3 separate regions of the Homo sapiens genome follow, and all the other regions are linked to region 3. A link is a contact called in ENCODE Hi-C data. All regions are on one chromosome and are shown on one strand. Each heading gives the region's core, a stretch centred on a gene start or an enhancer-like site at or near the end of the contact. The rest is flanking DNA. Distances are from core to core; before and after follow the strand shown.

Region 1 (3,010 bases), core at 41-2,540, 750 kb before region 3:
GGCTGCAGACAGGCCTCCCAGCTGATGCACTGGAGACCAGCCACCCCACCAGCTACCCAGAGACACCAGAGTGAGCCCAGCCAAGACCATAACAACTGCCCAGCTTAGCTCAGTCCAAATTGCTGACTACAGAGTTAAGATTAATGGTTAAATGGATGGTTATTATTTAAAATCACTAAGTTTTGGCCAGGCGTGGTGGCTCACGCCTGTAATCCTAGCGTTTTGGGATGCTGAGCCAGGCTGATTGCCTGAACTCAGGAGTTCAAGACCAGACTGCGCAACACGGTGAAACCCCATCTCTACTAAAACACAAAAAATTAGCCGGGCATGTGGCACACGCCTATAGTCCCAGCTACTTGGGAGTCTGAGGCAAGAGAATCCCTTGAACCGGGAGGCTGCAGTGAGCCGAGATCACGCCACTGCATTCCAGCCTGCTAAACGAGCGAGACTCCATTTCCAAAAAAAAAAAAAAAAAAAAAAAAAAATCACAAAGTTTTGGGGTGGTTTGTTACACAACAAAAGCTAACTGATATACGCTGTTTGGGATATCTCCATCCTTAGGAAACACATTTTCTTCCCACCATAGAAATGGAAAAATATGTGCTTCCCAGCCTCCTTTGTATCTAAGGCATGGACGCCTACAAAGCTTCCATGTAGAATTGTGCGGATTGTAGCTCTATGAATAGTGGCTCTGGATTTGTGCAGTGCACAACCTGTGCAGGCCCACAAAATGGCCCCGAGCTCTAGGTACCAGACAGACCGGCCCCCAGGCTCTGCACAGGAAGCTAGTGAAATGCAAACACAGCAGCACAGCCGCTTCCATAGCAACAGCGGGCAGCCTAGCAACCACCCGCACCTGCTGCTGGCAGCCGAGGGGCCCTTGCAGGTCGTGGTGGGCGGCACAATCCATGGGCTTTGTTCCCTTCCACACGCACCGAGGCGGGGCTCCGGGCCTCCCAGAATTCCTGCGAGCTCCCAAAACGCTTTCAACAAATTCCCTTTGTGCTTAAATTAGCCCGACTGCGATTTTCCTGCTTGCAACTAAGAAACGTGTGGTTCTTGGTTCCGAACTGCTGAGCTGAGCCGGGTTGCGTCTGGTGACCTCAGCCCTCACCGGCCACAGACCCTGATGGGCCCACAGGGGAAGCGAAGGGCACGGTTTCCATGCAGTGACCTTGAGTTGCCTTCTACGGCGTGGGCAGAGCGCGAGAGCAGTTTCAGGCCTAAGGGAGGAGCATCCGGATGAATAGCTGCCCGCGAATAAGGACGATTGAGAGCCACGCGACATCTGTCAGGGATCTCGTCCTGCCCCTGAAGAAACGCCGGGCATGTTTCCCGCCTCCCCGGCCGATGGAGCTCCGCATGGGGTTGGCCCAGCCTCCATCCAGAGTTCGTCTTTGCCATCAACGGCCAAAGTGACCTTTCTTTCTCCTGACTGCTCTTTCGGTCGTCAGGTCTACGTGGCTGCTGTCACCGCAGGGACACAACGTGGGTGCCACTGAGGATGAGAACTCACGCGGAGCGAGGCCGGGTGCTTTCTGAAGAGTCTGACACCTCGGCCTCTGCCTCCTGCTCCCGCCTGCTCTTTGTCCTTTCTACGCCTTTAACTCGTCTCCCTTCCTAACACACACACACACACACACACACACACACACACACACACACACACACACACACACACACACACACACACACACACACACACACACACACACACACACACACACACACACACACACACACACCCCCCCCACCCACCCACCCACCCAAAAAGAATTCCCGCAAGCATCGGCGGCCTGAGCGCCCTCCGTGGCTCTGCAAACCTCCCCGCGCCTGTGTGGGCGCCGCCGTCCTCGTCCTCTTTTCCCACTAGATGGCAGTATGGAGCCACGGATCCGCCGCCACCGCCGGGCAGCCCCAGGCTGTGTGTCTGCGCTCATCCATCTCAGCCCACGCTTCAGAGGGCTCTGAGAAATACACGCGTGCCAGCTCTCCGGTCATGCCTCAATGCAGCACCTAATAAATCCCGGCTCTCTCCTTAACCAAACCGTTTCCCTCCTACTTTGCAGATCAGATTCTGCAGTCTACACAATAGGTCTCCTCCTCGGAAGTTATGGGAATAAAATCAGGGTAATGGTTCTGACTTCAGGCCCAGTGTTTATAGCCCCTCACGTTTGCTTTAAAGCAAGCATAATCCTACACTGCTGAATTAACCAGGTACAAAGAAAGGCCCCGTGCGCCTTCACTGTGCCTGCTATTAACACAGACTCCCCTCCATGAAGCCTGGTGGAGGGTCTGCAGGGTGGGGACTGCGTGACAGTGGGTACCCACATGGGAGGGGTAGTGTGGAGGCAGAGGTGTTTGTACCCAAGCTCCTCGCCTGTATGGGAGTAAACTGAGCCCCAGACAAGTGCGAGACGCCCCAGGAGCAGAGCATCTGGAAGGGAGGTGCACGCACTGCTGACCCCCACAGAACTATGGGGCAGGTGGCTGCCAGGGCCCACATGTTCACCGGGCCGAGGGGCTTCAAGGTGCTGCTGGGGCTGGAGCTGCAGCTGCCCGCTTGCCCAGGCCTCACCAGGCTTCCACCTGACAGTCACCGTGGTGCGCTGTTTCTCTCACTCAGTAGCCAGCAAACAGCGCTCAGCATCAGTCCTGGCAAGGCAGGCTGCCTGGGTCAACTCAGGGGCCATCAGCCCGGTGGCCGGCCACAGACAGGGAATCCTGGCTGCCCCGAGAGCCCTGTGGATGCCACTCCGGCCCCCAGGAGGAGCAGTGGGAGCTCCTGCAGGAACCTGGAACAGGGCTTTGCTATCTAATTCCCTAAACCCCAGAACCCAGAGAGTGTTCCCTCCTCCAGGAGGTGTCCCGGCTTCCTCTGCCCTCTCAGCCAGCGCTGCCCTCTTCCCTTCCAATTGAGGGCACTGTGCAGCCAGTGCCGAACGGCTCTTGTTTTCTGCAAGAATCAGACATAAGAGGGGAGAAAGGGGTGAAGACCCACAGATGACGG
Region 2 (3,016 bases), core at 260-2,759, 560 kb before region 3:
ACAAAAGACAGGTTTTTACGAAACCAAGCCATGCTCTTTGATGGGAAGTTACTTTAGGCATGGCTCTTCCCAAAGAGCACGTGCACAGGCCTGGGAGCCGTGTGAGAGGAAGCTGGATTCCAGGCCGGGGGCAGGCGCGGCAGAGAAGGGATCTCGGGGGCCCCTGCACCCGCCGGCAGCCACTCCCACCAGCTCAGCAACAGTAGCGCTCGCCAGTCCCTCAGGTGTGAACATGACACGTGTCTGTGTGTCCGGGCTGCAGTTGGGGGAAGAATTCTGGGGCACTTCAGGGGGCCCATCGTCAATACAGCAGATGAGGATTTGGGATTGTGTTACAAAGTTTCCTTAGGTTGACGGTTACTTAATGACTTTATTTACTGAAGAGGAAACAGCCCTTCACAGGTAAAATGGCCAAAAGAAGCTCCTCAAGAGAGCTTAACCTACTCTCCAGATCCTGTGGATTTGGCTTTTGTAAAGGACATGAATGACTTACTTCCAGGGACAAGTCTATTTTAGCTCAATCTTCACCATTTCTTTTCAGCAGCCACACGTGTTTACAGGCCGTGAAACTAGATTTACAACCATTCTGCAACCAGCAAGGACTTCTGCAGTCTAATTTCAGCAAGACGGAAGGTAGCTGATGCAGCTGCGTGCTCCTTTCCATCATGTGCGGAGCCACGGCGGGTTCTGATGTGCATACTGGCGAGCTGTGGGGACACCAGGAGGGAAGTGGCCTCCCAGGGGCACCCGGGGGAGGGGGGGCCCAAGCCACCTAAGGTGGCAGGCACCTGCATCCATATGGTCTGCCAGTGCAGGTGCCCTAAGGCTACAGTGAGGCCTAAGGAGAGGAAGAAGTATTTAAAAAGTGAAGATAGTGACATTTTCAATGCTTTATAATACATGCCACTGTGCATTATAGCATATCATGCAGATTTATCCAGGGCTAAAACGTATGAATACATTTCATTGCTAAGAAGTTAAATTGGTATTTATTTCACTGTAATAAAAATGTTATTCAAGATAATTAAATGGCTGATTAAATAACTCATTGTTAGCCCATATACATAATTTAATTAACAGGATACCCCATATTATTAAGATCACACACTGTTGCAATACCCTGTATGCTCACTAGATGGCAAGAGAGTGCATATGCTTGGCTTGGCTTTAATTGCAACATTTTTGCCTCCTTTTTTTAACTCATGAAAATGAAAGCTTAAGCTGAACTTTCAAATTAAATCATGTCCATTGTAAAAGTATTTTTGAAATGCAATAATATGTTCTGTACTGAGTCCCAGCAATACAGGAAGAAGACTCACATTCGGAGCCTGGTGGTGGTGTTACTACCACAGTGCCACAAAGAAAAGCCCATTCCGTCGTTTTCTATTAATGTGTCTTAAAATGCAAATGAAAGCCCGCCAGTGGAACAGGGAACTTTCCTCCCTGGGGAGTTTTAGCCCCATGATTAGTGAAACGTCAGTCCTGTGAATTTATAATTGATTCTTCATGTCTTTGCATAAGAATGTTCCGGCAAGCTGGTGACTTTCAGGTGACGCTGACAATGCCCTCAGCAGGTGGAGGCCTACTGCGGACCGCCCAGACCGCCAGGTGGGGGTGTCAGGGCTGGCCACAGGCAGCACAGGGAGAATGGCCTGTTTTGGGAGGCAGAGGGGTCAGGCCGGGTGCTTCGGGGTCACCTGGTTGCTGGCCAAGCCTTGGGTGGTGAAGAGGCCACCAGGGCAGGGGAGCAGGAGGGCCTACTTTTCACTCCCACTCAGAGGTGGGCAAGCCCTGCTGCAGAAGCCAGAGGGGGCTGGAGAAGGGAAGGGGGCGGGTGGGAGGAGGGTGAGGACCAGAACAAAGCACCTGTGCGGGCCACCTGACCTCAGTGGGACTATCTCAGGAGTGGCAGCGGAAGAAAAACCTGCTCTGAGCAAAACCACAGAACTTGAAAACCGTAATTTCCTTTATCCAGTGTGTTGAAGGAGAGGAGAGAGCTGTGTGAATGTCAGAGCTGGGAGGGATTTCAGAGATCTCAGATCTATGCCCTTATTTTAAGGAGGAGGCTGAGGCTTGCAGTAGTGCGAGGCTGCGTCACGGTCGCTTGCTACCGAGGATGAACAGGACGCCGAGTCTCCTTGTGCGTCCAGCCTGACGTAGACGCAGAAGCGCAAAGGCAGCGGCCCCGCACTGGGCACTGGGGCTGCGCTAAAGCCGGGGTGCGGGCTGCACGTCTTCCTGATGGAATGCCTGAGCCACTGATGGCTGTGAATCTATACCCGCACCCAGCCTGCTCGGAGCAGTGCCCGGGGTCACAGTCACCTCTGGGGATGCTGCAGGGTCCGTGCATAAAGCAGGGCTGCCACTTCAGGGTTCATGACAGAGCCCGTGAGCACAGTTCTCCGCTGGTAAATTGCCTGCTCTGCCTTGCTGAAAATCAAGCTCAGGAATGACCTTGGCCCCATGAAAGCCGCATGGGTGTGGGAGTTAAGGTCGCTGTCTTCGAACAGCCCAGGAGGTGTTACGAGCACTGCTCCGGAGCGCCTGCTGCTAGCTGATTCCTGCAGTAGCTCTCAGTACGCACAGCTGGCTGCAGGGACACTAGCTCCACACAGGGCACCCTGATGCCCAGTGTGGGAGGTGAGCCAGGTGTGGGGTGCGTTCCAAACAAAGAGAGGAGCCAAAAAACACCGTTGCACAGGCTGGCGAGAGCCAGGAGACACGGAAAAACAGATGACAGCCTCAGTTCAGCTCCTTGATTTCTAAGCTGTTTCCCTGCGGGCTGAGAGCTCTGGGGTGACGTCCTAAGAAGGTCTTGTGGGGAAGCCTGTCTTCAGGTGTTGTAAGCATCAATCATAAAATCAAAACCATGAGGTGAAAAAAACACCCTCCACGAAGATAGGGAGAACAAAGGACACCTTCTGGGGATGGAGTTCAGAGAAAAATGGGGGAAAATGAACAATACTTTTAATTAAATCATTTAGACCCACATTTCAATAATGAAATCTGATCATCT
Region 3 (2,700 bases), core at 95-2,594:
AATTCCTGTGAACCAGGGAGGCCATCGACAGAGCTGAAGCTAAGAGCTCTCATACAGAGAGGGGTCAGTGCAGGACCAGGCAATATGCCTGTTAGAGGCTTGAAGAAAAAGAAGAGGATAGTGGCATCCAGCCAGTGTGGATGACTTCTAGTGGACCAGAAGTACCTTCTGCCATGCTCCTTGGGTGAAGGCCATCATATCTTCCTCCTCTCATGCTTCTCTGCCTCTGTGCAGACCCTCTGTGCAGACATGCATTCGGATGTTTTTTGAGCAGGTCTGTGCCTTTCCTGGAGTGGGAGTGAGGCTTTGATTCCCTCGAAATCACCCTTGGCACTGCTTCTCCTAGGCTAGAGCTGCAGTTCTGTCCCCCTTACTCTTGAAAAAGCACGTGGGGAGGAGTGCCCCATCAGGAGGTGCCTCTGGTCCAGCCTTCCTCTCGTCACTTCCAGGCTTGCACCACAGCCGTGGGGAGAGCCTGGGATTCCAGCCTGGGCGGCAGAACCTCCCAGGTCCTCCTTCCCTCCCTTGGCAGTTGGCGCTGAGTTCTGATACCTGCTTCTCACCTCCCCTTTGATTTTTGCGACCTGTTTGGATGACTCCCTGGCTTACTGAACTCAGCTCTCAGCTTGATTCTTGATTCTGTATATTTGCTGAATAAATATTGAATGAATGGAGGCCTTTGATCTCCCCACCACTGACAGCTCTTGGAGAGAAACTTCCATGGCCTTGATCTTCTGAGAACCTCGCTGGCCACCTGAGGATGGCTTGTGATGTCTTACCTGAAGAACTGGTGTTGTCTAGGTTAAGTCACATTCTTTTCTGTGAGGCATGAGCAGACCTTGGATGAGACGTTAGAGTGAATGAGAACACCCACAAAAAGTTTTGTAAAGTCTTTGTCTTTCCTGTTAATATTTGGCAACTTGTGTCTCCTCTAACCTAGGGGGTGGTGACTGCCTCTTCCACGTCCAGGAGCAGACCTTGGTCACCATGGAGATGCTTCCTGCTGAGAGCTGCTCACAAAGACTGTACCATGAAATTTGCTTTCCTTTTCTCTTTCAAGGCTTCTCTTTTCATAATGACTTTCAAAACCCAGCAAATGGGAAATGTGTAGGAAGCAGTGAAGGCAGTCCTGCTGTAGCTGGGGGTGCATCGCGGCTTCTGGGAGGGCTGAGACACTGCCTTCATGTGACAAGTATTTTAAACACTGCACCCCATCCTGGAGGGCAAATTGCCCTCCTCAACCAAGTCAGACTTCACAGCAAAGCTGAAACTCATTGCTTTGGCAGCCTCCTCCTCTGTGAGTTGCAGTTCCACATTTTGACAACACTCAAAGCACTCGTGCTTATCAGAAACGACAAAAGATGCTGCCTCGAGATTCTACTGTATCTCTGTGTTTAGAATTCATATCAGTGTTAAAGAAAATTGAAGAACAGTCCTCCCATTATTTTACATATCACTGATGGGCGAGTGGACCATCAGTGATATCAGAAAGGTTATCAGTTTGGTAAGACTAGTGTTTCCAAGTTCTTCTCTCCTACTTTGTAATTATGAAGAAGAAAACACCTGTCCTCTGTGGCAGGGCCTTTTCCAAGTATTGAGTTAAATCAGGAAGTGGAGACTCTGCCCAGGTTCTGTTCTAACACTGAGTGAGCCTGGTCAAGTCACTTGCCTTCTCTGGGATTAACTTATTCACAAAAGGAGTCATTTCAGCATGCATATTCTATGCCACTTGTGTATTCTCTCATTGGCATTTCCTAAGGGGCTCATGTAAAGTGAGGCAGGAAAGAATGAACAATAAAGCCTGACTCGATTCATTACTAGTTATCAAATTCACTTGGGTTGATCTATTTGTATTTAATAATATTTGTCAGTAGGACTGCAAATTACTAATATGAACTGTAGAAAATGAGAAGAAACAAGGAGCCCCACAATAAAACTAAAACACTCCTTCCATAGAGATAGGTGTTTGAGGAAATAAATTCATGGTTATTATTCTATGGGCATATGTGTTTGTGTGCATTTGTTTGTTTATGACTGAAGTGATTCATCCCATACCTACTGTTTGTAACCTACCTTTCTTACTTGTCTACATATAAACAGTTTTATACATTCAACATAAAGACTAGTCTCTATTTTTCTACTGTATTTTTTTTCTGTGATGAAATAGTGTGCCTTCACATTGAGGTACCAGATTACCCTGTCACTGAAGAACACTGAGGTTTATAAATTTGGAAAGGAGAGCTTCATTTCTCCTAAAGGGCTGCAGCCTGCAGACCAGCCATTCTGACTGGCTGGGAAGTGTAGCCTCCAGACAGAAGCTGGAAACAGACACTAGGAGGCAGGGGCAAAGGGAACAGGGATTTTTTGTGAGTGAGGTTGCTGAATATAAATATTCAATAAGCTATAGGAGGAGTCGTGAATATTTATGAAATGAAAAATGCAGGCACGTGCAATTGAGCTTCATGCCTCCTCGACCCATGTTAAAGAAAAATGGTGCTGATAGCTTGATTTGAGGGTAGAGTTTTCTGCTTTCAAAAGGTGCAGCAGAAGACATGAAGACCCTTATTCTTCATCCTTCTAGACTGGCCAGAACCACTCCCTGGCCCCCTGGCCAGTGGTCTGTTATCAGGAAGGAAAGCTGCTCAATTGTGGTACTGAAATTGCAAAAGGGAGAGGCAGCATCTGGTAGTTGGTTGATGT

Evidence for each region. A loop is a pair of places that touch in the nucleus more often than their neighbours do. Pooled maps may share reads with other maps.
Region 1: a loop to region 3 is called in a map with no recorded cell type, with 11 times the contacts of the local background. The contact joins two enhancer-like sites. A Hi-C loop is called at or near these places in 8 of 37 single-sample maps with no recorded cell type and 5 of 50 pooled maps.
Region 2: a loop to region 3 is called in a pooled map, with 6 times the contacts of the local background. The contact joins two enhancer-like sites. A Hi-C loop is called at or near these places in 3 of 37 single-sample maps with no recorded cell type and 4 of 50 pooled maps.

Annotation. Positions count from the first base shown.
Region 1 is chr2:3,650,056-3,653,065 of GRCh38, reverse strand. It overlaps a transcript of ALLC not described here. Among named protein-coding and RNA genes, the nearest start is that of ALLC, 6.6 kb to the left of the region's middle. RefSeq lists enhancers at 886-1,125, 377-1,125, 1,236-1,515. Within about 2 kb of position 1,290, at least 23 of the 41 ENCODE cell types and tissues checked have a DNase peak (open chromatin) inside an H3K27ac peak, as active enhancers do.
Region 2 is chr2:3,460,549-3,463,564 of GRCh38, reverse strand. The region is part of intron 8 of TRAPPC12 (trafficking protein particle complex subunit 12); the gene reads right to left. Among named protein-coding and RNA genes, the nearest start is that of TRAPPC12-AS1, 21 kb to the left of the region's middle. RefSeq lists an enhancer at 2,010-2,877. Within about 2 kb of position 1,509, at least 8 of the 41 ENCODE cell types and tissues checked have a DNase peak (open chromatin) inside an H3K27ac peak, as active enhancers do.
Region 3 is chr2:2,900,080-2,902,779 of GRCh38, reverse strand. All of the region lies in intron 5 of LINC01250 (long intergenic non-protein coding RNA 1250), which reads left to right. Among named protein-coding and RNA genes, the nearest start is that of LINC01250, 220 kb to the left of the region's middle. Within about 2 kb of position 1,344, at least 5 of the 41 ENCODE cell types and tissues checked have a DNase peak (open chromatin) inside an H3K27ac peak, as active enhancers do.